6 separate regions of the Homo sapiens genome follow, and all the other regions are linked to region 1. Evidence: chromatin contacts called from ENCODE Hi-C or POLR2A ChIA-PET data. All regions are on one chromosome and are shown on one strand. The core of a region is the stretch at or near the end of the contact, and the rest is flanking DNA. Distances in the headings are between cores, read along the strand shown.

Region 1 (3,276 bases), core at 506-3,005:
ACTTACTTTACACAATTGAATAATTGGAATACTAAAAATTTTAAAAGCATTAACCATCTGAATTTCTGAAGAAGGTGAAGAATATTCTAGATTTCTTTGGAAAAATTTCCCTCATTCACTTTCAGCCCTTTTGAATGCCCTCCCCTACATCTGGTCTCTACCTTTTTCCCTTTTGCTTCCTCCATATTCCATTCTTTGGTTTGGTTTGGTTTTGTTTTGTTTTGTTTTTTAGAGACCGGGTCTTGCTCTGTTACCCAGGCTGGTGTGCTGTGGTGCAATCATAGCTCACTGCAACCTGGAGCTTCTGGGCTCAAGCGATCCTCCCACCTCAGCCTCTCTAGTAGCTGCAACTACAGGCATATGACACCACACCTGGCTAATTTTTTTTTTTTTTTTCATTTTTTGTAGAGACAGGGTCTCCCTATCTCTAGGGCTAGGCTAGTCTCAAGCCATCCTGCCGCCTCATCCATTCTTTCTTCATTTGTTCTTCCTTTTCTCTTCCACCCATCATCCCTTCTTCCTGCCTCCTTCAATCGATTACTTGGTTAGTGTTTGTTGGGAAGTTAGTCAGTTCCAGGCAGTGGGCTAAACACAAACATGAAAAGATGGGGTCCTCGCTGTCGTCCTTTTCTGTTGTTGAGTAACAAATCACCCACAAATCTCGCAACTTAAACCAACACGCATTTATTACCTCCCCACTCAGTATACCAGAGAACAACCTGGTGTGGCAGGAATTTCTGCTCAGGGTCACCCATGGCCAGTATTCAGGTGTCAGCCGGGCTGGGAACTTAAGTGTAGGCTCTGAGGAGAAATCCACTTCCAAACCCATTCAGGTTATGACAGAGTACCCTACAGTTACAGGACTGAAGTGCTTTCCATCTGAGATCTGGGACCTGCCTCAGCTCTTTGAAGCCACTCACATTCCTTTTCCCATGGCTCCTCAATCTTTAAGCAGTAATAGTGCCAAATGACTATCGTGCTTCAAACCTGACTGCCTCTATTGTCATCAGCCAGAGAAAACTCCATTTTTAAAGATGTATGTTATTACATTGGGCCCACCAGGCTAATCCAGGCTGGTCTCCCTCTGTAACAAAACATAATCTCAAGCATGATAGCACATTCTGAAGTCCCAGGGACTCGGGAGGGACTTCACTGGGGGCCGCTTTAGAACTTCTGCCTACACATCTGCCATCAGGTGCTCACACAATACATACAAAAACAATAGCACTGCAATAAGATAATTGTACAAAAGAAAGTGCGGTAAACAAAATGTCACACATACATACAATGGAATACTATTCAGCCATAAAAAGGAAGAAAATTCTGACATGCTACAACATGGATGAACCTTGAGGACATTATGCTAAGTGAAATAAACCTATGATCCCACTTATTTGCAGTATCTAGAATAGGCAAATTCACAGAGACAGAAAACAGAATAGAGGTTTCCAGGCATTGGCGGGAAGAAGAATGAAGTTGTTGTTTGATAGTTATAGAGTTCTGTTTGGGATAATGAACGTGTTCTGGAAATGGATAGTGGTGACAGTCACACAGCATTGTGAACATACTTAAAAGTACTGAATCGTATACTTAAAAATGATTTACATGGTGAACTTCATGTTCTGTATATTTTACCACAATAACATAAAATTAAAGTGTTGAAAAAATAGACTGGAGGCATAAGAAAAGAACAGCATAACTTGCTTCCTGAAAGAGCAAAATGTCAGATTGGGCAGGAGATAAGATCAGATGGGTGTGGGTGAGAAGGGTGTGGACTGTGCGGTGGGAGGGACAATGTCATAATTTCAGTTCCCTTTTTGGTCACCACACAGCTAAGGTAACTTGATAATTTTGTCCAAACCTGCCTTCCTTTCTTGCACTAGCTGCCTGGAAAGCAAACCTTATTTAGCAATCACTAATAGTCCTAGAACTTTTGAGTGTTAATGATAGAGGTGTGAATCAAGTACCTGCTATTTATTAAGTGTCACGTTGGTGACCCCAAATTCACCTTGCTTCTAGGAAATAGAAAGAAGGAAACACAGAGACTGAGCACTATGCTGAGCACTGTGCTTCCTTACATAGCTTCAATGCTTCACAATGACAATGCAAGTTAAGTAGCCATGAAACTTGTTTTCCCCAGTTTTACCAATAAAACATTTGGGGTTGTGAAAGTCTGAATAATTGCCCGCATGTCAGGTAACAAAGAAAAGAAAGTACCTTCCCACCTGAGGGTCTTGTAATATGCTGTTCCCTCTACTTGGAATGCCTATCTACTTTCTCAACCTGTCACCACCACCACCATCATCTACACACACACACATCTGCTTAACATTCTGTATCTAATTCCTACCCATTAGTAAGCAAGGCTACCATATTCAGCTTTATAGATTGTGTGCTGCAAGAGTCCCAGGAGCACCATTCACGTAGACCACAATGTAAAAATGCCCTTGGAGTTGTGCAGTGCCCAACCTGCACAAACATACATGGCAAACCTCAGTCTCTCTCTCTTTTTTTTTTTTTTTTTTGGAGATGGAGTCTCGCTCTGTCACCCAGGCTGGAGTGCAGTGAGGCAGTGATGCAATTTCGGCTCACTGCAACCTCCGCCTCCTAGGTTCAAGTGATTCTTCTGCCTTGGCCTCCTGAGTAGCTGGGATTACAGGTGCCTGCCGTCATGCCCAGCTAACTTTTGTATTTTTAGTAGAGATGGGATTTCACTATGTTGACCAAGTTTGTCTCAAACTCCTGACCTCAAATGATCTGCCAGCCTCGGCCTCCCAAAGTGCTGGGATTACAGGCATGAGCCACTCTGCCCTGCCTATACATGGCAAACCTCTCTCAAAGTTTTGGCTTAGGTGTACTTCTATAGGTGGGCCGGGTTAGGTCTTCTCTCATATGCATCTGTATTCTTCTTTAAAGTATCTAGTACAAGCCCACTTAAATAGTTATTTGCATAATTAATATTTTATATATGACTTCCCTGCTAAACTGCAAGTTCAACAAAGGGAGAAATCACATCTGCTTAACTCTTTTTGAACAAAGAAATAAGATAGAGCTGGGTTTGTGTGAGTTCAAAGCAAGGATCTTCCAACTGTCACTTACTGGTGCCTGTGACTGATGCAGAAAAAGATATGGAACCCAGAGAATAATGTACTAACTCTTTCAAACTTAACTCTTGCTATTGTTCCTTCTTTCTGTAACATGTTAGATTAAGTTTGTTTTTTGTTTTTTGGGTTTTTTTGCAATTTTGATAAGGTGTCCATCATGGTGTTTAACATG
Region 2 (3,276 bases), core at 219-2,718, 1.2 Mb before region 1:
TAGTGTTTAATGAACTTTTATCATTACTATGATTAAGGTAGCTAGATATACAGAAAAGAAAACATTGGTAAAATGAGAATCACTTATGGAATCTCTTCTCATTAGATTTACCTGGTATCAATACACTATAGAGCACACAATTATGTCCTTGCTCTCCTTAGCTATCTATGGTTTCATCATGGTCATTTCCAGGAGGGGTCTGAATATTCTGTGTTTTAATCCACACAAGGGTAACAGAAGAAAATACCTGAGTTCTAGAAATGCCTCAGCACTGGAAAAGTTACCTGATATTCAGGGCCACTCTCACAGGAGCTGCTTTCTAGCCATCTCTTCTGAGAGCAGTGTCACACTGGGAATACACAGAGGACCATGATGTAAAAAGCAGCAGTGGCTCCTTTCTGTCAAAACTAGTACTCTGTTCCTGCTTCCTTGTGAAAGACAGCATAAAAGAGGAAATGAAAGCGTTTCAAAGACTTGATTAGTTTGTGACTAGAGAGTCAGCTCAGGTGAACAAAATGATTAGTATGGGACCAAAAAGGAAAAAAAAAACCTCAATTTGGATTCTGAATCAGATTTCTGAGATCACTTAACTCATTAAGTACCATCTCCATTCAAAATCCTTTTACATCAAACAACATGAGAAATATGCACAACTACAAAACGAAACACAACAAAACCTTAGATGTTAGGAGGTCACGTTCAAGGGTATCAGCAAAGGCATGTTGGGATCCTCACAGAAACAAAATGTTAATTAACGTGGGTAACAATGTGGACTGGGGAAACAAACACCATTACCTACCTAAACAGCTGGCTTGATATAAAAGAAAACTGTGTGCCATTCTATTCTCTTTATAGTAGTCTTCTCTCTCTTGATCAAATAGAATTTTGAGTTTTATATCTACTGTTTAAGATTATACTGAATTTGAAGAGTCACTATCTCAATATATTTGAGATTATATTGAATTTTCTCTTTATACTTTCTAGAGAATAAATATAAAACATCAATACTACTATTTTGAAACACTGATTTACTTTTCGGAAAGAGAAGAAAGGGCAAAGGGATGGGAACTAATATAGATATACCAAATTATGTGCAACACACACGTAAGTAACTTTCATTTTATTGGTTAGTTTCCTAAATACTATACATGAACTATCATGTTAATCCTTGCAATAGCCCAATAAGGTAGGTTCATTTTTATTCCAATTTTACAAATAAGAAAATAGTCTCAGGGAAGGTAAGTAATTTGCCACAATAATCTCAGTAGCTTGAAGGAGGAAGAGCCAACCTAGATCCACCTGCCTGGGAAACTTTGCTTATTGCAGTTCACCACATTGCCTAGTTAGCCAGAGACTCTGAATAAACTCTTCCAGAGCCTGATTTCTAAAAGGATCTAATTTAATGGTTAGCTCTCTAAGAGAAGCTGCCTTTCCTCTAGGGGGAAGGCATTGACAATTCTAGACAGTGACGTAACCCTCTGCTCAAGGCTGACTTCCTCTTTGTTGGTGACAGCTGAATTCTCCTCCTGGTTCAATCTAAGAAGCACAAAACCAAGTGCACTGCCTCATTGGGCAAGAGAAAAGTGATGAGCGTGCAGAGAGATGCCTGGCAAAGAAGATTACAAACAGCTTGTTTGGAAAGAGTATTTGAGTTTTAGAAAGAAATAGAGTTCATGCTTTTAAGTAGAGGCATGCAAATTTTGGCACATAAACTTCCTGCTTAAGAAATAAATTATCAATCCATGCCCCAGGTTGTAAAGAATTAAGTCAGATTCTTCCCATAACCTAGAACTCTCCTTGTTAGTGATAAAAATTACTTAGGACTTTGTTATTTCATTGCAATAATTAGCACTGACAACTGAGAAGAGACTGAGGTAAGAATGGCCACTAAGACTAAGCTAGTTTTCCACGTTACTCATTAAATCCTTTTAGACTCAGTCCAAGCCCCATCACAGGCATGTCTCATCCCTGAGCTCCTCTTCTAGACTGAGGATGAACCTCACCACCTCACTCTTCTTAGAGACTATATGGATTAGTAATTATCTCATGTACTATACTTATTGTATCTCTTTCAATTCTGGGATGTAACAAAATAGTGGAAATATACAAGTGATAAACCAAAACAATGTATTTGGTATTATAATCTTTCACAAGCCTAGCATGGTTCTGAGTATACTGAATCACAACACTTTAAAACAGCAATTAAAAAAGCTGAGCCCTTTTATATTTGCCAGGCACTATTTTAAGGACGTGTTTCTATTATTTTATAAATTTTTCATAAACACCCTGTAAGATAGGGACTGTAAATGCTCTTACATGCCCCAGTCTGACTTCTGAACCTACTTCCTTTACACTCCGCCACTCTACCACCTACTGAGAGGACTCAGAGCTAGAAAGAATATCTTCATTTTACAAATAAAGTGAAGAACCAGAAAAGTTAACCACCTTGCCCATGCTTAAACTATTACTAGCAGAACTGAGCTAGAAGCCAGTTTTCTGATCCTACTTTCAAAATTATTTGACAACATACCTTTCTGTAAGGGAAGTAATTCATTTATAGAATTTTTGTGCAATTTTAATGTTTTAGAGGAAAACTGTGGCACTTTCAAAGTTTCTCAGTCCCTTGCATACTATCTTCATGGCATATGTGTTATCTTTTATAAAATAGTAATACACAATAATGTATTGTCTTAAAAATAGCATCCTTACCTCAATGCCAGATGGAAAAATATTTCTCAACTACTAAATGTAAATATTAGCTGTGAATGATTTGAGATTCTGCCTGATGAGGAAGCTTTTAGCAGAAAAAGTGGGTTAAGGCTTTAATTTTTAATTCACTTTTATTTAGATAAAACAAACGTGTAGAAAAGTATGGGATATACTACTGTTAATGCAAGTACTCATGTACAAAAATACCTAAACACATATTAATACTTTGCTACATATGGTTTAAAGCCCCTTTAGAAAACAAAAACAGAAACATTATAAAAACGGCTAATGCCTCACTACCATCTGCTTCTTCTACTAAATGTGGCCACTCTTCTGAAATAGTCATACATTGTCCCTACGCATGTCTTACATACTTTCACTACTTACATATGCATGCAGTCATAGGTAATATACAATAATTTTATATGTTTAAAATGTATTTGAAGGGGCCGGGTGTGGTGGCTCACGCCTGTAATCCCAGCACTTTGGGAGGCCAAGGTAGGCAGATCACGAGGTCAGGAGATCGAGACCATCCTGGCTAACATGGTGAAACCTGGTCTCTACTAA
Region 3 (3,276 bases), core at 475-2,974, 1.1 Mb before region 1:
TAAAAACCATTTTTAATAGGAAGGGCCTAAGGACATGAAGAGACCTGAGGCAGGGAGGTGGTGGGGGTGGGTGGGAGGTGGGAACAGACTGGGTTGACTCCTGCATAATATAAGTACTTAATAGTTGAGTTTTCTAAATGCTAAAGGAGCCGATAGTGCTAAATGAAAGGGTAAGTGTGGAAAAAAAAAAAGAAAACAGAGGGATAGTTGTGGCAATGAAGACATCATCAGCGACATTCCAGAGCAGAGGTGGGGGTAGGTTTCATGAGCTACCAACAATAATGAAAAGTGGTGGCTGTCGGTGTCTGCTTCTCTTCACCTTCAGCTCCATCCTGTATAACAAAGGGACTTGGATAGACAGACACATGTGCACACTAAGGCACACAGAACAAAGCTCTGTCCACTCCCCTCCTAGAAACCTTTCCCTGGCCACCACTCAAGCTGGAGAAGTATGAATACCACCAGTAGCAAGACACACCTTGAGAGACAGCCCAAGGAATTTTTTGGGAGCAAGACTGGAGTACATTGGACAGAGAATTTCAGAGTCTTGGGTTCCTGAAGAAGGGGATATCATGGGTTCTGGGTGGTAAACCCTCATGGCCTTTCAGATTCCCTGACCAGTGTGAAGAAGTAGAGCTAGAGGAAAACCATAACCCTGGGTCCAGAGCAGAAGCCACTTCTGCCTGGGTCTAAAGGCAGGACTGATTGCAGGAGAAACCCTAGCATTTATATCCTGTCATCCTGAAACCCCACAGTAAGAAAAGTAAGAACTCTTACTCTCCAGAAGTCCCAATCAATTCTGATTACTTCTCATTAGCTCTAAGTGGTCACAAAACAATCTCATTGTGGGCACCAATCACCATGGTCAGAAGGAATGTTATGCAGTATTTGACTTAATGTGGTTATACGCAGTAGCCTGGGGGAAGGGTATGCAGCCCCTGGTCTGAAAAGGGAGGAGGGGTAGATCCCCAGGGAGGTAAGGAGAAAGGATGCTGAGGGGCAATGACTCTTACATGTGCTACTACAGGTAGAAATGAAGCCAGATTGCAGAGCGTTCTGGAGGGAATATCTGAAGCAGCACATGTAAGTCAGGCCATAACAGAAAGGAAAAATATAATTAGAGCAAGGAAACAGGGGCAAGGTATGATGATAGCCTTGCCAGATAGGGGAAACCTGTGCATGTGTGAATGTAGAGGAGAGATTCAAAGTTCAATGTGCGTGTAAGGCTTCTTTGTTAAAATGCAGATTTGGATTCAGCAAGTCTGGTGGCGGGGGCTTGAAATTCCACATGTCTAACAAGCTCCTAGGTGATGCTGCTGGTTCATGACCCTCCCCTTGAGAAGCAAGAATATAGAGAATTAGACAGCAGAGAAAGAATGAGATTGGAGACGTGCCCCCGCAAAAAGAAAAAAAAAGAGATGAAACTAATGATGCTTAGACAGTGCTCCTCTTTGGTCGCATGTGATAAGCCCCTTCCCCAGCAGAGAAGCACAGCCAACATTGAGGAATAACGCAGGGACATTCCAATGTTCTTTTAAGAATCCTAGAAGAATATTCTAAACAAGCTTTCGTCAAGCATGGGCATGGAACAGGAATCCTAAGCCCATTACCTTCTTGTCCTTCCCATGCTGACAGATCCCCTGAAGCGTTCATGTGACAGCTACGCCCACGCCCAGGCTACACGGCATAGAACTTGGATAAGCAGCTGGAAGTTGCTCTGCCATAACAGTCTTAGAGAGAACGTAACTTCCGTGTGTGTGTGTTGGATTAGTTCAACAGTCTAGCAGATAACCACAAAGTTTCAGTCACATTGTTAGTGGTTCCCTCATGACTTATTTTTTAATCAGTTGTATACATAATGAAACTGAGTGAATTAGGGCTTCACACGGTCTTCTTTCTATAAATCAGAAATCTGAAAACCATGTAAATTTGCCAAGTAATGAGGTGTCACCACCTTAGAGTAACAATACTAAAAAAGTACCTCATTAAAATGAGGAAGTAATCATTAGTAAAAATTTATTTCTGCAGTCCTTGACCTGAAACAAAAATTATGTCACATTTTCCATAGATATTGACATCAGCAATGACTTTTCTGAAACATTAAGTGGAGCACTGTCATGAATAACATTTTCAATAAAACTTTTTAATTGAAATTTCAAAATACTTTTAAAAACACATTCAACATCCCCAGTGCCTCAATTTACTGCTGGAAAATAGCATGTTTTTATAAGTATAGGTTGTGTATCCTAAAATTTTTTTCCTTACTATATTATCCTATAGAGTTATTAATTCTCTGGAAATAAAATTTGTCTCATGAGATCTCAAAAACCTGCTAAAATTTGAGTATTTTTTTTTCCTTTACCTCCTCATGGCTCTTCAGTACATTTTATTCTCATTCTACTGTTGTGGAAACAGAAAAGTATAACAGAAATCACAGGATTAGATCTCTGAAAACTTGATTCATTATTGGCTCTGCAAATGAGTTTTTTGTTCTTCTTAATCTATATTGAGTCACTAAACCCACCTCCTTCTATTCCTTCTACTTCTAATGGCAATCCTTCCATTTTCTTTGCCTGGGCTTTCTTGACTAGCTTTTTCTATGATTTTATTTTATTATTTAAAATGTTTTATTTTTAATTTTCGTGGGTACATGATATGTGTATATTTTGGGAGGTACATGAGATGTTTTGATATAGGCATGCAATGTATAACAATATCAGAGTTAAATGGGGTATCCATCCCCTCAGGCATTTATACTTTGTGTTACAAATATCCAATTATACTTTTTAAATTATTTTTAAATGTACAAATAAATTATTATTGACTAGAGTCACCCTGTTGTGCTATCAAATACTAGGCCTTATTCATTCTTTCTATTATTTTTGTAACCATTAACCATCTCCACCTCCCTCTCTCTCCCACTATCCTTCCCAGTCTCTGGTAACCATCCTTCCAGTCTGTTTTTCATTATTTTCTGCTTCTCATCTTTCCTTGTCACATTAGATACCACCTCCTCAGAGATATTTTCTTCATCTCTCTTTGCTAACGAGTTTATTTTCTGTTTCTTTCTTAGAATATCTAGTGCATAAACACAGGTACGTATTCTTTCTTGGTTTTGGTTGAAAGCCAGAGCCAGATATAGCATGCAATTTACTATCATAAAATGTGTTAAATGATTACAGGAAGGAAAAAAGAAATACTACAGAAGCGCTACTAAAGCAGACATTAGCTCTTTAATTTCTGTTCTGGCCCACTAAATCAGCACTTGCCATATTG
Region 4 (3,276 bases), core at 551-3,050, 1.1 Mb after region 1:
GTCCCAGCTACTTGGGAGGCTAAGGTGGGAGGATCGCTTGAGCCCTGGAGGCAGAGGTTGCAGCCAGCTGAGATCATACCACTGACTCCAGCCTGGGCAACAGAGTGAGACTCTGTCTCTAAGGAAAAATAAATTCCATTGTTTACAGGCTACCCAGTTTATGGTATTTTGTGATAGCAGCCTGAACAAATGGACAGTCTTCATTCTACCCATATCTCTGTAATGAGCCCCTTCATTAAACTATGTGATTTGCCGTCTGTTTCCTTCCTAAACCTTGACTAGTACAATACCTGAATGAAAATTGAGAAATTACTACCCAGAAGAAAGGAGAACGGACACTAGGTAGCCAAAAAAACAGCAAATGTGTACCATGATCCACTACGGATTACATAGGTAAGCAATATTAAAGCACACACATGTACAATAGCAGCCTCGTCTCTTGTTAGAGAAATGCTCTCATAACTCCCTGACAGCAAAGAACTGCCAGTTGCTTCATGAGCTCAACCTCAGGTAGAAAAATACTCAGCCCTTCAGCTCTGCCGTTCCTGCCAGCAAATGCGGCCTGACTGCTCATAGGACATTTCAGTAATCAACTGGAAAATGAAAAATAGAAAAACACAGGGGGAAGAATGAGAAGAAAGAGAATCCCAGAATCTAACAGAACCTAAATGAGTTATTTCACCAAAAAAAAACAAAACAAAACCCAAAATCAAAAAGCAAACTTCGCAAGCTCCCATTCATTGCACCCCAAAAGACAGAGAACCTGGTAATTTGACCAGACTTCTGTAACAGCCACAGGACACCTTCCCCCAACTTACTATTTCAAGCCCTTCCACCCCCTCCACATAATGACTCATTGTAACCCCAGGGAGAGAGGATTTTCCTGCTCACAAAAGCACAAAGACAGGTTAGGCCAAACCAGTTTCAAGGAGAGGAGATCTATGTAGGAAAGGGGACCCAAATTGTAACAGCCACAGGACACCTTCCCCCAACTTACTATTTCAAGCCCTTCCACCCCCTCCACATAATGACTCATTGTAACCCCAGGGAGAGAGGATTTTCCTGCTCACAAAAGCACAAAGACAGGTTAGGCCAAACCAGTTTTAAGGAGAGGAGATCTATGTAGGAAAGGGGACCCAAATTGTGGATATTTGGGCCTGCCACATAGGAGAACTTCTATTGGGCAGGAAAGATTGCAAAGTATACCTATACAATTAGGAAGCGTATATTGGAAGATGTGAAAGGATAGACAGATTTAGGACTGTGCTATTCCAAAAAGCTACCCACCACTACTCATTCAGGAAAGAATGAGTCCTTGAACTGGTATAACTGGTTGTCAACTGAGATGAATTAAAGAACAAAACTGCTGGGCTTTGTCATGATGAACATGTGTGTATACGTATGTGTGTAAGATCATCCACCACCGATCACGTTCTCCTTTGTCCTCTCAACTCCTTTGCAGGTTCACAACAGTGTTATGGCGGGAGCAGGGAGGCACCTACATCCATTGGACCCATCCTGACAGCTGGGAAGGATGTGTCCAGCCACCCAGGGATGTGCATCTGGCACCCACCTCACAACAGCTGTTCTAACCACGTAAGAAGCACAAGGGTCACCGGTTACTCTCCATGAGAACAAAAGGCCAAGGATGCAGAGATAATTGCATCAAAGGGATTCAACTTCCTGGATGACCTCATTCCAAAGATCTGCAGAGCCCAGATAAGCATCCCAGGGTTCTGGCAGAGGGCCCCTCCAGGGACAGGAAGGGGACAGGAAGCCGGCTTTCCGTGTCTGTACCGCCTTCCTTGGGAAGGATAGGACACCTGTGGCCATCAAGTCATGATGCCCCATGCTGTCTCCCGCCAACTCCACAAGAAAGGCAAATGAGTGTCACATCGCCCCCAGAGTCATGACTCTGCTGATCCCACATGGGCCCCATAGAGGGCTTTTCCTTCTAGGTCTTCACCATAGATTTCTCATATTTTCATTTAAACAGATTTGTATGTAATTCTTGAATGTTTCCTTTCTTTCATATTCTCAAAAAATACATTAAGACTAGTAAGAATAGGTAAAAAAAAATTGGTACATCTCAGAAGATAATATGTGAGACTAATAGCTATAGTTTGCAATAAAGAAAATTAAATGAGGTTTCTAAGCACTTATGTATTTATTCTCTAAATGTTTTTGAGCCCTTTCTATGCCAGACACAACTCCAAGTCCAGAGACGGAAAGATAAAATGTTCCTTATGCTCGAAGAGCACATAGATTTGTTAGAAGTCATAGATACTTAAACAAATGATTATATAATAAGTTCTACAATGTAATTTTATCCTTGGGAATTCTGCTAATATTACAAGGAATAATAAATAGTCAAAATAAGAGTCCTTTATCAAAATTTATTTTTATACTGCTCAGTTTTGCCCTAGAATTTGTTAATTTATTCAATATTCTCAGCCCAAATCATTCTACAATGGTGGAAAGATTCTAAATCTATGCTGTCCAGTGGAGTAGCTACTAGCCACATGTGGCCAGAAGTACTTGAAATGTGACTAGTGTGACCGAGGAACTGAATTTTAAATTTTATTTAATTTTAACTCAGGTCAATGTAAATAGCCACATGTGGTTAACATAGTTCCAGAGTTCTAGTCCCAGATAGATCTGGCCAGATTTACCGAAACAAGTGAAGGTTAATCAATTGTGATTAAAATCAAGCAACACACCAATGTGAATGGCCAATGAACCATTCAAGAAAGAATCACCTGCCTGCCCACCTGCACCCACTCAACCTTGAATGTCTGGAAGAAAACGAGCCTGTTAGACACAGCAGGAAAGGAGGTGGAAAGTGTAACCATAAGGCAAGGTCAAGCAGCTCAAACAGAAGCACCAGGCACAAACAAACCACAGAGAAAAGCTGGAGGGACAGCACGAAGCTGGTGAGTGTCAAAACGAAAATAAAAGCAAGTTCAAGCTCAAGTCCAATTTTTAAACACTTGAGATTTTAGAAAAATAAGTAGAATCTAATCCAAAAGCCATTTATTGACAACCCTCCATCAGTAAATTTTTTCTGAACATTTTCTGTAGGCTCAGCACCAAGGGGGGTGGTTATTAAGAAGTCTATAGTAACATCAGTCTCCACCTTAAAGAATCTTAAAATTTGCTTGAGAGACCAAATGCATACACATAAAATCGTGAGAAACTGAGACAAGACAGTATTCAGTAAAGCACTCAATTGTATTTATTTAGCCACATCTAAAGCTCACCTGTGCACGATACGCA
Region 5 (3,276 bases), core at 777-3,276, 1.0 Mb before region 1:
AAAATTAGTGCATACCTCATCAATTTCATAAAGTTACATCCTTTCTTGTTTGCATACATTTATATTTTATTTATTACTGTAACTGCCACTTACAACCCAGCAACAAAGAGTTGTATTTTAGAATATTATGGAATGGTGATATGATAGACACTTTAAAGTGTATTGACATGTCCTTATGGGAATTAGGGATTTAATTTTTTTTTTTTTTGATTGAAGCACTGCATGTCTCAAGGGTGGCTGCATTCAGTAGGTCTGTGACATAACCCCTGGAAAATACCCAGGCTGCCCAATGGAAGAGTCACTAATCAGATATTGAATATGATATTTTTGTGTTCAAATTTTCAAGTCCTCACACCCATCCTAACTAATTTTTAGGCCTTTCCTTTAAGACAACCAAAAAACAAAACTATAACTGTTCAAACTTGGAACTAAGGAAAGGAAATAAATATTAAAGCGGAGCTGGATTTATTTCTATTTATTTAGAGTACATCACCTCCAGTAGAATTATGTTGCTAAGGTTGGGATCACGGCTTTGGTCTCGCGAAGGGACCTGCTTTGCAGATCCAGGGCTCGTTTAATTTTCCAGCTGGGTTCCTGCTTTGCTTAACTAATCCTGTGCACCCCGTTGTGCGGTCCACACCTGAAAGGGGGAGTTTCGATGTTGTGGTTTATTAACCAGGTACTTTCCATTCACTCAGTCAACAGAAAGAAAGAGAGAGACCGCGCCTCCTACTTTTTTTTTTTTTTTTTTTTTAACTACAAATAAGGAGACGGAAACTATTAAATAAGAAGGGGGGAAACTCCCGCATATTTCACCTTGACCTGGCTGGACTGGTCTGCTGCCTCTAAGAGGCGGGTGTTGTATTAAAATGAGAGGTCAAACTCCTCGAATGGGAATCGCTCCTGCCCCTAGAGGGAAAAGAGAACCATCACCGTGTTAAACTGGAAACACTGCCTTGTTTCCAATGCGGGGGACTGAGTTCCCTCCCTCGACTTAGCGTGGTAATGACAGGACCCGAGGAGGCGCGCTGCTTCCGGGCAGTTGCCCAGCATAACACCCGCACCCTACTTGCACCTAAATTTCTGAGCTGCAAGCAGGCAGAAGTGCCTTCCACTTTCTCTCCTTAGCTCCCCTCTCCCCGCTTTGCTGCTGTCTGTAACTTTTTGTTCCGTTTACTGGGAAGGTGACGCTTAAGATCAAAAGACCCACTGTAACTTGCAAAAGCCCAGAGCCACCACCAGACGCTGGGGAAAAACAGGGCTGTCCAGTCCAGGGTTAAGGTTTTGAGCAGAGAAGGAGCAGCGAGAAATCTCGGCCAGTCGCTCCGGGAACAGCCCCTGCAGACTGGTCCAACTCTCCAAAGGCTAGGGACACCGGGGCAGCCTTGTGGTGGGGTAGAGGACGAGCTCCTAACTGCAAGCAAAGTGCTGAGTAGAGGGCGTTGGGGGCAGGGGAGGTCCCTTGACTCCACTTTGTATGCAGCAGCTGCGGGGCAGTGAGTATCTCCGAACAAAGCGGCGAGCAGCGCGGGGGTGAGAGATTGGGGTTTGCTCGCAGCTGCCGCTGGCGCTGAGCGAGTCTCCCACCACCCCCGCGAGCGTTGGGGTGCAAGGATTCGGGGGAGGAGGGAGAAGGGAACGAGGCGTGCCATTCCTGTTGCGCGGCTACGCTTCAGGAGTTCTTGTGAACGATGGGAATGGCAACTATCAGAGCCAAGGGGGAAAAGAAAGAGCTGGAGTGAGCAAAACAAAGAGCGAGTGTGGGCCGCGGTGACTTCATGCCTCACCAATGTCCCGCCCACGCTGCTCCGAGCTGTTACTGCTGCTCCTGCCCGGGCTGCAGCCGCGCCTGCGGGCAGCCGAGGCGAGGCGCTCCGGTAGCGTGGGGAGGTTTCCTAGCAACTCTCTGCCCTGAGTGCACCCGGCTACCCGCAGGTCTGGAGCCCCCCGGGGGGCCAGAGCAGGACCACCCCTCTCCCGCCCATCGCCGGCCTCGCCTCTCTCGCATCCTAGCCGTGTGCACCCCAGAGCGCGCCAGCAACTCGGGCTCTGGACTGCGGGACGCCTGAGCCGCGCACTGAGGCGAAAAGGACAAGGGCACGCAGCCCCCGCCCCGCGAAGCCGGGCTCCGGCACCTCGCGGAACCTCCCCTCCTGCGCTCGCAGCCGCAGGCCCCACTCCCCGCCAGGGAGGGAGCGGCGATGCCTCGCTCTGTGCCTGCGGGTGTCGGCGGGTGCTTCTAGGGCGCTCCCAGAGCCGCCTCCCCCTGTTGCTGGCATCCCGAGCTTCCTCCCTTGCCAGCCAGGACGCTGCCGACTTGTCTTTGCCCGCTGCTCCGCAGACGGGGCTGCAAAGCTGCAACTAATGGTGTTGGCCTCCCTGCCCACCTGTGGAAGCAACTGCGCTGATTGATGCGCCACAGACTTTTTTCCCCTCGACCTCGCCGGCGTCCCCTCCCACAGATCCAGCATCACCCAGTGAATGTACATTAGGGTGGTTTCCCCCCCAGCTTCGGGCTTTGTTTGGGTTTGATTGTGTTTGGCTCTTCGCTAAGCTGATTTATGCAGCAGAAGCCCCACCGGCTGGAGAGAAACAAAAGCTCTTTTCTTTGTCCCGGAGCAGGCTGCGGAGCCCTTGCAGAGCCCTCTCTCCAGTCGCCGCCGGGGCCCTTGGCCGTCGAAGGAGGTGCTTCTCGCGGAGACCGCGGGACCCGCCGTGCCGAGCCGGGAGGGCCGCAGGGGCCCTGAGATGCCGAGCGGTGCCCGGGCCCGCTTACCTGCACCGCTTGCTCCGAGCCGCGGGGTCCGCCTGCTAGGCCTGCGGAAAACGTCCTAGCGACACTCGGCCCGCGGGCCCCGAGGTGCGCCCGGGAGGCGCGAGCCCGCGTCCGGAAGGCAGTCAGGCGGCGGGCGCGGGGCGGGCTGTTTTGCATTATGTGCGGCTCGGCCCTGGCTTTTTTTACCGCTGCATTTGTCTGCCTGCAAAACGACCGGCGAGGTCCCGCCTCGTTCCTCTGGGCAGCCTGGGTGTTTTCACTTGTTCTTGGACTGGGCCAAGGTGGTAAGTTGTTTTGTTTTGTTTTGTTTTCTTCTCTTCCCCAAAGGTCTTGGGCTGGCACGAAGAGCTGCCCGGCCAGAGCATCCCGGCCAGGTAAGTTGCGGTCATCAGAGAACTTCAAGGGGGCGGGTGCGGGGCAGCGTCCTCCAGCACAGATGGCCTAGAGGCCAGGTGTCAAGCATTTCTGCCCTGGAGCGACAGCAAGGACTAATTATCAGA
Region 6 (3,276 bases), core at 423-2,922, 1.0 Mb after region 1:
TTGTTTATTCCGACACCACATCTTGGGGACACATTTCCTCACTTACTTTGCAGGCAATCCTAAATGCCACACATGTTAAGGTCACTTGTGGGCAATTCCTAAACTCTCTGGGTCACCGACTTTAAGAATGTCCCATCACACACAGAGAATCCTCAGAACATCTTCTGAGATGGACCTGGGATGGACCATTTTCCACCTGAGATGGAAAATGCCTAGGAAAAGAGAGATGCAGCCTCGAGAAGCTGAAGACCGACATCAGTTCAGACCCTTCCCTACCCAAAGGAGGGCGCATGAAAACAAGTGGTTATCCCTCACTCTCAAGTTTACACAAACCCATCTCTGAAAGAGCTAGAAGTCTCCCAGCAAGGTCTTGTTTTAAGTCAGACAAGACTGCATTTTAAAAATTACAGCCAAACGGGAAAGAAAAACCACATTGATGCAGCTTCTCATTAAAGACCACTTAATAATAAATTTTTAAAAGATGAGTAGAACCCACCAAAGGTGCCGCCAAACCCTGGTGAGCAGGGAAATCTGAGTAAGTCAGCTCTGTGTCCTGAGGCCCTGGCGGGGCCTCCTAGGTGGCTTCTTAAAGATCCCAGGAGACAATCAGCAGACCTTCCTGCTTCTCTTAAAAATACAAAACATGCCTGACCTGCTCAGGTCATTAGATGCACTTAGAACTCAATGAGGGACACTCCTTCACCAGGAAATCGTATCTGAACACACCATCAGGAAGTCAATATTGAAGGTTCTTGGGGGCGTGCACCCTCCTGCTCAAGAGGGTGTCCAGGAGTATTAAGTGCTGGAGACACCGGAACCCAGGAACTGGAAGCTCACCCAAGAGCTTCCGACTCCTGGGTCTGCCCCTCGGCGGTGGAGACCACCAAAACCAGTCTCGATGCCCAGAGCTTGCAACAGCACCTCCAAAACAAGCACACACGTCGCATGCGTCCTGCAAACAGGGATGCCGCTCGTGGGGCCTGAAGCTTGCGGTTGGGACAGGGCTGGCTGGCTGTTGGACGCTGGACACCTGCAGCTTCCCCTCCGAGAAGAGGCAAACAGCTCGTCTTCAGCCGATGCCCGGTCCCGCAGCCTGAATCTGGGGGCCCTGGGGTTAAGTCAGGTGCAGCCTGGTGGGGGGGAGGTGTGGGGGCGGGGGAAGCCGTCGCTCAGGGGGTGGCACCTCAAAACCCGCCGTCCCGGGCCCCTCTTCAGCCGAGTCCGGCAGAAGGGCGTCCCTTCCGCCACCTCCCCAACTTCCAGACGCCCCCCTCAGCGGCCCGGGGGGTGGGCGCGGGCTCCACGTGCGCGCCGCCCGTGCCCACTCGGACAGGGCCGGGCCACTCACCCGGCCCCCAGCGGCGCTCCGCTTCCTCCGCAGCGTGAGCCCGCTCCGCAGCAGCGCGGGCAGGTCCCTCAGCCGCGGCCGCAGCGACGCCGGCGGCTGCTCGCGCTCGGGCTCCCGGGCGCTGGGGCTGCGGCGCAGGGGGCCGTCTGCCGCCACCACCGCCGCCGCGGCGGCCAGGGCCGGGCTCTCGCACGGCGGCTGCATCTTGACGGAGCCCACGGCCATCCTCATGCCCTGACGGCGCTGCGGCGCCGGGGGCTCCTCTCCACCGCGCTCGCCTCCGCGCGCCGTCCGCGCCTTCGCCAGGAAGCGAGAGGGCGCGACTGCGGCTCGGGCGCGGGGCGCGCTGCCAGCCGCTGCCCATTGGCGCGCGCCGCGGCCCCCGCGAGGCTCAGCCCCGCGCGCCTCCCCTCCCCTCCTCTCTCCTCCCCTCCCCGCCCAGGTGCGCGGGCCCCGCCCCGCCCCGCCCTTTCGCCTGCGAAAGCTGCCTGGGACCTGTCCCCCTCGGATCTCCCACTCGGGACCCGGGAGGAAGAGGGCACCTTGGGCACCGGCTCATCCACAGGTGCAGAATTCCCAGAATCTCCGGCAAACCCGCTCTTCTGTCCTGTCCCTGTCCCCCTACCCCTTAGGCTGAAAAGTCCTGCTTCACTTCTTCGAATAGCCAGGGGTTGACTTGGACTTCAACCAAGTGTGCTGGAGAGTCGTCCGCCCTCCCGCGCGTTTTGCACAGCCTGGCCCCTCATCGTAATCTTTACTCCTGGGAACTGTTTTGGCCAAGGAACTTCAAAATAGACACGCTACAAGGCAAACACCATGAGGCAAAATTGCTTTGCGCCGACCCTTCTTGGCACACGCATCCTTAAAGGACGAAGGGAGAAAACTTTTGTTGGTTATGATAGGTGTTGAGCAGAGTAGCTGCAAGTCTGGTGACCTGAAGGTGAATCTCTGTTAGCATGTCAGAACCTGACCTTCCCTGAAAGCCCGCTGCTGTGATGAATGTGCTTGGTGAACTGTAAAGGCCTGCCGTGGTGTGAATCATTGTTTACACCCTTCCAGGAGGCAGGAATTCTGGATCATTGAGAGTGAAACTATTCCAGCAGTGCCTTAAACGCCAGGGAGTGTGAATGTTCACATCTCAGCTCAATCTGTCTTCAACAAGGGCCAGCCAGGGTGTTGACTTCTCATCAGTGGGGCGCTGGGATCCCCATCTTTGTCTAAGACTTACAAAAGTTGAATAAGCTTATTCACATTTTTAAAAAATGACAAGAATCGTAGGAGGTCAGGGTCCAGAGTTGGTTTACCATTGTGCCCTCAGCCACTCACATGGTAGGTGCTTGGCAAATATGTATAAAAACATGCCATGTAACAAAAAAGGAGGAACGAACTGTGACCTCTGCCCTTAAGGAAGGTAAGACTTAACCTAGGAGTAGACAAACATCCAGAAAAACAAAGATATTGCACTTGTACTCTTGCTAATTGCCAAGTAAGTGTAGGTAAGACCACTTCAGGCCACAGGAGAGAGAAATGCTTCTGGCCTGGGATGGGCAAAGCTAAATCCACGAAAGGAAGGAAGTTTAAACTGCACCTTAAGGGTGAGTGGGGAAGATTCAACCAGGCAGAAGGAGGGTAGGTGTCCTTCAAGTAAGGAAGAAAGACATGAGGCCGGGCGCGGTGGCTCACGCCTGTAATCCCAGCACGTTGGGAGGCTGAGGCGGGCGGATCACGAGGTCAGGAAATCGAGACCATCCTGGCTAACAAGGTGAAACCCCGTCTCTACTAAAAATACAAAAATTAGCCGGTCGTGGTGGTGGGCGCCTGTAGTTCCAGCTACTCGGGAGGCTGAGGCAGGAGAATGGCGTGAACCCGGCAGGCGGAGCTTGCAGTGAGCCAAGATTGCGCCACTGCGCGACAGAGTGAGACTCCGT

The links. Hi-C counts contacts between places; a loop is a spot of excess contacts on that map. ChIA-PET counts read pairs that join two places held with the same protein, here RNA polymerase II (POLR2A). Pooled maps may share reads with other maps.
Region 2: a loop to region 1 is called in a map with no recorded cell type, with 11 times the contacts of the local background. The contact joins two enhancer-like sites. A Hi-C loop is called at or near these places in 2 of 37 single-sample maps with no recorded cell type and 5 of 50 pooled maps.
Region 3: a loop to region 1 is called in a map with no recorded cell type, with 5 times the contacts of the local background. The contact joins two enhancer-like sites. A Hi-C loop is called at or near these places in 2 of 37 single-sample maps with no recorded cell type and 4 of 50 pooled maps.
Region 4: a loop to region 1 is called in a map with no recorded cell type, with 3 times the contacts of the local background. The contact joins two enhancer-like sites. A Hi-C loop is called at or near these places in 19 of 37 single-sample maps with no recorded cell type and 8 of 50 pooled maps.
Region 5: a pooled map shows a loop between it and region 1 (9-fold over the local background). The contact joins the promoter of ITGB8 here to the enhancer-like site in region 1. A Hi-C loop is called at or near these places in 1 of 37 single-sample maps with no recorded cell type and 5 of 50 pooled maps. POLR2A ChIA-PET finds 5 or more read pairs at or near these places in 1 of 52 experiments (MCF 10A).
Region 6: a loop to region 1 is called in a map with no recorded cell type, with 3 times the contacts of the local background. The contact joins the promoter of RAPGEF5 here to the enhancer-like site in region 1. A Hi-C loop is called at or near these places in 5 of 37 single-sample maps with no recorded cell type and 3 of 50 pooled maps.

Annotation. Positions count from the first base shown.
Region 1 is chr7:21,353,741-21,357,016 of GRCh38, forward strand. No RefSeq gene overlaps it. Among named protein-coding and RNA genes, the nearest start is that of SP4, 73 kb to the right of the region's middle. RefSeq lists an enhancer at 1,616-1,665. Within about 2 kb of position 1,756, at least 5 of the 41 ENCODE cell types and tissues checked have a DNase peak (open chromatin) inside an H3K27ac peak, as active enhancers do.
Region 2 is chr7:20,113,168-20,116,443 of GRCh38, forward strand. All of the region lies in intron 1 of MACC1-OT1 (MACC1 3' UTR overlapping transcript 1), which reads right to left. LOC105375181 (a long non-coding RNA gene) reads left to right here. Exons shown (of 4, transcript NR_187885.1): 3 at 985-1,104. Among named protein-coding and RNA genes, the nearest start is that of MACC1-OT1, 26 kb to the right of the region's middle. Within about 2 kb of position 1,469, at least 2 of the 41 ENCODE cell types and tissues checked have a DNase peak (open chromatin) inside an H3K27ac peak, as active enhancers do.
Region 3 is chr7:20,237,132-20,240,407 of GRCh38, forward strand. No RefSeq gene overlaps it. Among named protein-coding and RNA genes, the nearest start is that of GIRGL, 21 kb to the left of the region's middle. Within about 2 kb of position 1,725, at least 5 of the 41 ENCODE cell types and tissues checked have a DNase peak (open chromatin) inside an H3K27ac peak, as active enhancers do.
Region 4 is chr7:22,432,456-22,435,731 of GRCh38, forward strand. All of the region lies in intron 4 of STEAP1B (STEAP family member 1B), which reads right to left. Among named protein-coding and RNA genes, the nearest start is that of STEAP1B, 66 kb to the right of the region's middle. RefSeq lists enhancers at 1,575-1,869, 1,643-1,787 and a cis regulatory region at 1,707-1,724. Within about 2 kb of position 1,801, at least 8 of the 41 ENCODE cell types and tissues checked have a DNase peak (open chromatin) inside an H3K27ac peak, as active enhancers do.
Region 5 is chr7:20,328,874-20,332,149 of GRCh38, forward strand. ITGB8 (integrin subunit beta 8) reads left to right here and starts at 2,027. Exons shown (of 14, transcript NM_002214.3): 1 at 2,027-3,060. The coding sequence starts at 2,934. It overlaps ITGB8-AS1 (ITGB8 antisense RNA 1), which reads right to left and starts at 2,889. Exons shown (of 3, transcript NR_110120.1): 1 at 2,777-2,889; 2 at 494-640. RefSeq lists enhancers at 648-1,260, 1,348-1,417, 1,518-1,807 and silencers at 1,888-2,277, 2,748-2,987.
Region 6 is chr7:22,355,482-22,358,757 of GRCh38, forward strand. It overlaps RAPGEF5 (Rap guanine nucleotide exchange factor 5), which reads right to left and starts at 1,673. Exons shown (of 26, transcript NM_012294.5): 1 at 1,349-1,673. The coding sequence starts at 1,579. RefSeq lists an enhancer at 949-1,018 and silencers at 1,139-1,368, 1,429-1,818.